2 separate regions of the Homo sapiens genome follow, and region 2 is linked to region 1. A link is a contact called in ENCODE POLR2A ChIA-PET data. All regions are on one chromosome and are shown on one strand. The core of a region is the stretch at or near the end of the contact, and the rest is flanking DNA. Distances in the headings are between cores, read along the strand shown.

Evidence for each region. ChIA-PET counts read pairs that join two places held with the same protein, here RNA polymerase II (POLR2A).
Region 2: POLR2A ChIA-PET joins it to region 1 with 18 read pairs in PC-9. The contact joins the enhancer-like site here to the promoter of WDR88 in region 1. POLR2A ChIA-PET finds 5 or more read pairs at or near these places in 3 of 52 experiments (A673, PC-9 and WTC11).

Annotation. Positions count from the first base shown.
Region 1 is chr19:33,130,739-33,133,438 of GRCh38, reverse strand. It overlaps WDR88 (WD repeat domain 88), which reads right to left and starts at 1,325. Exons shown (of 11, transcript NM_173479.4): 1 at 994-1,325. The coding sequence starts at 1,269. RefSeq lists an enhancer at 1,319-1,488.
Region 2 is chr19:33,485,664-33,488,571 of GRCh38, reverse strand. The region is part of intron 6 of PEPD (peptidase D); the gene reads left to right. Among named protein-coding and RNA genes, the nearest start is that of PEPD, 35 kb to the left of the region's middle. RefSeq lists enhancers at 1-759, 760-1,619, 1,620-2,480. Within about 2 kb of position 1,437, at least 3 of the 41 ENCODE cell types and tissues checked have a DNase peak (open chromatin) inside an H3K27ac peak, as active enhancers do.

The sequences.
Region 1 (2,700 bases), core at 76-2,575:
GTAGCTGGGATTACAGGCACGCACCACCATGCCTGGCTAATTTTTGCATTTTTAGTAGAGAAAGGGTTTCACCATGTTAGCCAGGCTGGTCTCGAACCCTTGACCTCAAGTGATCTGCTCATCTCGGCTTCCCAAAGTGCTGGGATTACAGACATGAGCCACTGCACCCAGCCAGTTTTTCTTTCTTTCTCCTTCTTTCTTTCTTTTTCTTTTTCTTTCTTTCTTTCTCTCTCTCTCTCTATATTTATTTATTTATTTATTTATTTATTTATTTATTTATTCTGGAGACAGTCTCGCTCTGTTGCCCAGGCTGGAGTGCAGTGGCACAATCATAGCTCACTGCAGCCTTAAACTCCTGGGTTCAAGGGATCCTCTTGCCTCAGCCTTTCAAGTGGCTGGGACCACAGGTGCGCCCCATCACACTGGGCTAAGTTTATTTCTTGTAGAGACGACCTCTCACTATGTTGCCCAGGCTGGTCTCAAACTCCTGGGCTCAAGTGATCCTCCCACCTGGGCCTCCCAAAGGGCTGGGATTACAGGTGTGAGCCACCTTGCCTGGCCCAATTCATTGTTGTTATTATTATTCTGAGTTTCCCGTTTCTTCTGACGCTAACTGTATCTCCTGGACGGGGAGAGCTGAGCCACCGACCCTTGGGCTGCAATTAGGAGCATCACTGTGGGTGGGCCTACCTACGGAGACTCCAAGGTCTAGATGGGGTCACATGGTGGGGCAGAGCCTCCTCCCAGCGAAGAGTCCTGGTTCCCCAGCAGGTGGCAGTGCGGGGAGCCCCCGCCGGCATCCCCAGCACGCCCTGCTCAGGTGGGTCTGACCTTTGCCCACAGATGTACCACAGATGGGGAAATGGGCCTAGGGCCTCGCTGGGGGTCCTGGTGAAGCCAGGTGGGTTTTCCATGGGTCCCCCGACAGCTCGAGCGCCTTCCTCCCGTGTGGGGAACAGGCCAGTGCCCCCTCACCCCAGCGGCGGTTCTGACCTTGGAGAGAGGGTCCTGGTCGCCCCAGATCAATTTCTCCGGCACCTGGTGCTTCTCAGGCAACAGATGCGGTGGTGGTTCCCTGTCCAAGGCCAGGGGGTCGAGGGTGGCCAGCAGGTGCGTGTGCGGGATCGACAGCTTGAAGCGGCCTAAGGCCCTCGCCATGGTCCCCCAGGACAGCTTGCCGGGACAATACTCGCTGGCGGGGGCGGAGGGTGGCGGCAACTTGCATTCCCTGTCATGGGCTGTCGGGGAGCACCGCGGCGGGGAGGCCATCTCGAAGCCCGGTCCGCCGGTGGCCGCCGACAAGCCTGGATGGGAACGGTGGCGCCGCGCGCCCGCGCCCGCGCCCGCACCAAGCCCTTCGGAGGCGCGCGCTACGCTGGGCCCGCGACTTCGCTGCCTCCTCGCCCGCTGGGTGAAAACTAGTGCCACCCCGCGCAGCACAGGTTACCTATAGAAAAATGGGCTTTGCAGCCGGGCGCGGTGGCTCACGCCTGTAATCCCGGCACTTTGGGAGGCCGAGGCGGGCGGATTACCTGAGGTCAGGAGTTGGAGACCAGCCTGGCCAACAGGTTTAGTGAAACCCCATCTTTACTTAAAAAAAATAATAACAAAAATTAGCCAGGCATGGGGGCGTGCGCCTGTAGTTCCAGCTACATGGGAGGCTGAGGCAGGGGAATGGCTTGAACCCAGGAGGTGGAGGTTGCAAAAAAAAGAAAAATGGGCTTTGCATTCTGGGAACCAGGCCGAGCCAGCAAAACCAGCACCCCAGCCTCCAGCCCTCCGCTGTGGTTTCCCTGGCTCCTGTCACAGGGCAATTTCTTCATGTCCTCTGCCTGGGTACAGCTCCTGGCCAACCCACTTCATGACAAAACAGAAAAGGTCAGTAAGTTATGGGGTAGCCCCTGCATGAAATAAGATGCAGTTATTAGGGGTGGGTTTACAACATTTATAATAGATGAGGGAAATATCTGTCACAACCCCAACAACAGTGACAGGGAATAAAATGCTACCACCAGTCAGATAACAGCCCCATAGCTAGAAAAGGACAGGGTGGAATTATTCAAAATATTGAAGAAGGGTGTCATCTTTGGATGATAAAACTAAAAGTGATTTTCTTCCTTCTTTTTTTTTTTTTTTTTTTTTGGTGGAGACAAGAGTCTGTCACCCAGGCTGGATTGCAGTAGCGCAATTTCGGCTCACTGCAACCTCCACCTCCAGGGTTCAAAGGATTCTCGTGCCTCAGCCTCCCACACAGCTGGGATTACAGGTGTATGCTCACCAGACCTGGCTAATTTTTTTGTATTTTTAGTAGAGACAAGGTTTCGCCATGTTGGCCAGGCTGTTTTTGAACTCCTGGCCTCAAGTGATCCGCTGGCCTCGGCCTCCCAAAGTGCTGGGATTACAAGCATGGGCCACCGCACCCGGCCTCTTCCTTCTTTCTGCTTTTAAAATTGTTGTGATCTATGATGCTACTTTCATAATGTAAAATACAAATGCTCAATACTTTATTTTTTGTGGAGACAGGGGTCTCTATGTGGCCCAGGCTGGTCTGGAATTCCTGGGCTCAAGCAATCCTCCCGCCTCGGCCTCCCAAAGCTCTGGGATTACAGGCATTAGCCATCACACCTGGTCTGCACTTTATTTTTCAAAAAGGTCTCCTTGGTACACATGAGGTGGCCTCAGAGCAGGGAGCTGCAGCCG
Region 2 (2,908 bases), core at 188-2,687, 360 kb before region 1:
TGGCCATGGAGCTGCTCTCTCTCCCCAGGCCCCCAGGCCCTCAGAGGGGCTACGGGCACAGCCAGCTGCTGCCTGTCCCAGTCCCGGGACTCCCTGAATCCCCCCAGCACTACCTGGTGCTGGGTCTCCAGTGTCCTGCACACCTTTCCTCGACCATGCCATGGAACCTCTCTATGGCCTCTGTTTGGGTCTCTGCAGCAGGGGGACCCTCAGCTCCTCCACGTGTAACCTGGTGCTGCCTGGGCTTGTGGTGGGCACTGGAGGAGATCATGCTCACCTGGAGCCTGGCACAGAGCTGGTGCTCAGTGACAGTTGCCCGCATGCAAACCCCAGCAAATCCCATTGCTCCTCTGTGCCTCAGTCTCCCCATCTGCGTGGTGGGCCAGGTGGGCTCCAGGATCACCAATTCCCAGTTTCCCAGATGTCAGTGAGTCGAGGGCCTTCTCAGCGGTGAGAGCTTTGCTTGCTCCTCCTCTAGAGAGAATGCTGAGCCCCCCTGGACCACGTCTGGCAGCTGTGTGGTGGGTGTGGTTCCCAGCCAGGAGCTCAAGATGTGGCCTCTGAAGCAGAGCTCTGCCAGCTGCTCCTTGAGGTTCCCCGAGGAAGGCAGGTGGGGCCCTGGGCTTCCCCAGGGCCCTCATCACTGTCAGTGAGTGTCAGGAAGCAAAGGTCTCGTTCTACCCCCCAGGAGGATTCCTAGGTGTGACCTCTCATCCCAGTCTCTGTCACCTGTTGCCCCCCAGTCCCTGTGGCCTCTGCCAAGAGCCCAGAGGAGCCTGTGCTCTGCAAACTCCCCACCCCACCCTGTCACCACTGGGACACTTTTTGGAGAGCCAGGGACTGCCTTACTTTTGCACCATCTCCCCAGGCACCGGGCTGGTACCTCTCCAATCTCTGATCCAGGCCAGGCTGGGGCTGACTGGGGGGTGCTCACCCGGCCCCTCAGCTGGGGGCTGGGCTGAGACACTGCCCCCCACCCCGGGTGCTGGTGCGTCAGTTTCCGCACCTACGCCTTGGGCTGCTGGCCGAGTCTCTGACTTGGCTGTTGCAATGCGCAGCGGGTGAGAACCCTCGTGGCCATCTCTGGCCTGCTTGTTCTCCTCCCTCCCTTCCTTGTCCCCTGCAGGGGGCCATCCACCCATGTCTCTCCCCTCGGGGCCTTCCACCTCACTGCCACCAGGGCTGTTTCACTGAGGCAGGAGCTCTGGCTGGTGCCCCCTACCCTGCATGCCGTGGGCCTTGACATGGGGCCCCAGCCTTTGCCTCCAGCTGCTCCCAGCCGCTTCCCTGTGGACAGTCTTGTCTGCATTCCTGGGGTCCAGGTGCAGCTCATCCCCCTGCCTTCCACTCACCCAGGCTGCCAGCACTTTTGTGCCGGGCTGGGCAGAGACCACGTCCCCAAGAGCCGCTGCCGCTCAGCAACCGCATTCCCCTGCCTGCCGGGTGCACCTCCAGCTGCTAGCTGGGATATTAATAGCCTGTTTCCCAAGCAAGATGAATCTTGCTGTCGTCCTCCTCTCCAATACGCAGCTGCTTCCGCCCCAGTTGCCTCTCACTGCTCTGATGAAGCTGCTTGTTCCCGGCATTGTCCTTTTTGACCCTTTTAAATGTCTCTGCAGCACCTTGCACCTTGGGCTTCGATTGACCTCCTCCTCTAACAGAAGTTCAGGTTTGGCCTCTTGGTTTGACCTGATGGGCCCCCCCAGCTCCCCTTATCCCCTGGCCTGCAGGGAAGAGGAGCTTGTGGTAGACAGTGGTCCCCACCTGTCCACCCAGCCTATACCCTTGGGACCCTGGTCCAGCTGGATGGTTGGGCCAGGACCCCTCCAGGTGTGGCTACTCGGGGTGCCTGGCCTGGGGTCTGTCCCATTTGGGCTCAGCCTTGGTCTCAGACCTCCCTCCACCTCCCCAGATCAGGGCCAGGCCGCCTGCTGCCTGCAGTAAGAGTGTGTGGGGTCTCGAGGTGTGGGGACAGCAGAGGACAAGGAGCAGAGGGGACAGGGCAGAGGTGGGCTGAGGGTGGTGGGCATGCACACGGCCAGAGAGACCCTGTGGACTGAGGCCCCTGGGCTCACCCAGTGATGTGGCTCGGTGTGATGACAGTAGCGTGAAGGGTGTAGGCCGGGATGGTCTGTAGGGGCTTGTGAGTTTGGGGTCCGGCCCAGGCAGCAGTTCCGTGTGTGGCTTGATTGGAGCAGTCCCAAGGAAGATTTGGGAAGAGCAGGCTTTGCTGCGGGCTCTGGCAGGAGGGGTGGGTGTGGGCATGGGGTCGGGTGCTCATTGCCAGGTCCTGGCGGGGGCATGATGGGGGGTTGGTTTGGGGGCTAGTGGGGGCTGAGATGGGGAGGGGAACCCTGCAGCAAGAGACTTGAGACTTCTTCCTGCGGATGGCAAGATAGGCTCCCTGGAACACTTGGCTCCTGAAGGCTGGGAGCAAAGTCAGACATGGTAGATCTCTGAAAACATCTAAGGAGGTAGACGTTAGGGCAGGTTTTCCTGAGAGCAGGAGACTGACCATGAAGGAGAGATGGTCTGTTGGGGGATTGTTGGCAGGGGCTGGGTGGCCTGAGCTGAGGGATGCCTGTCCATCAAGTTTCCATGCCTTAACGAGGGTGCCTTCTTGGCACAAGGCAGTCGCCTCCCAGACAGACAGAAGCTGTACCCAGGAGCCCTGGGCCGGGGCAGCGAGTGACAGGGGCTCCGTTTCCTGCCATTGTATATGGTCAGTATTTTACATTTCTTACATCAGTGTAAGAAATACACTTATTCAGGCTAAGTGTATTTCTTATCTTTCGGCATTTACTTAGATCACCCTGCATATTTGAAGACAATTGGTAACGAATTGATTCCATTTAAGCAAGCAGTTAAAGATGAAATTCTGAATTTGGGGGTTGTTAATGCAGGAATA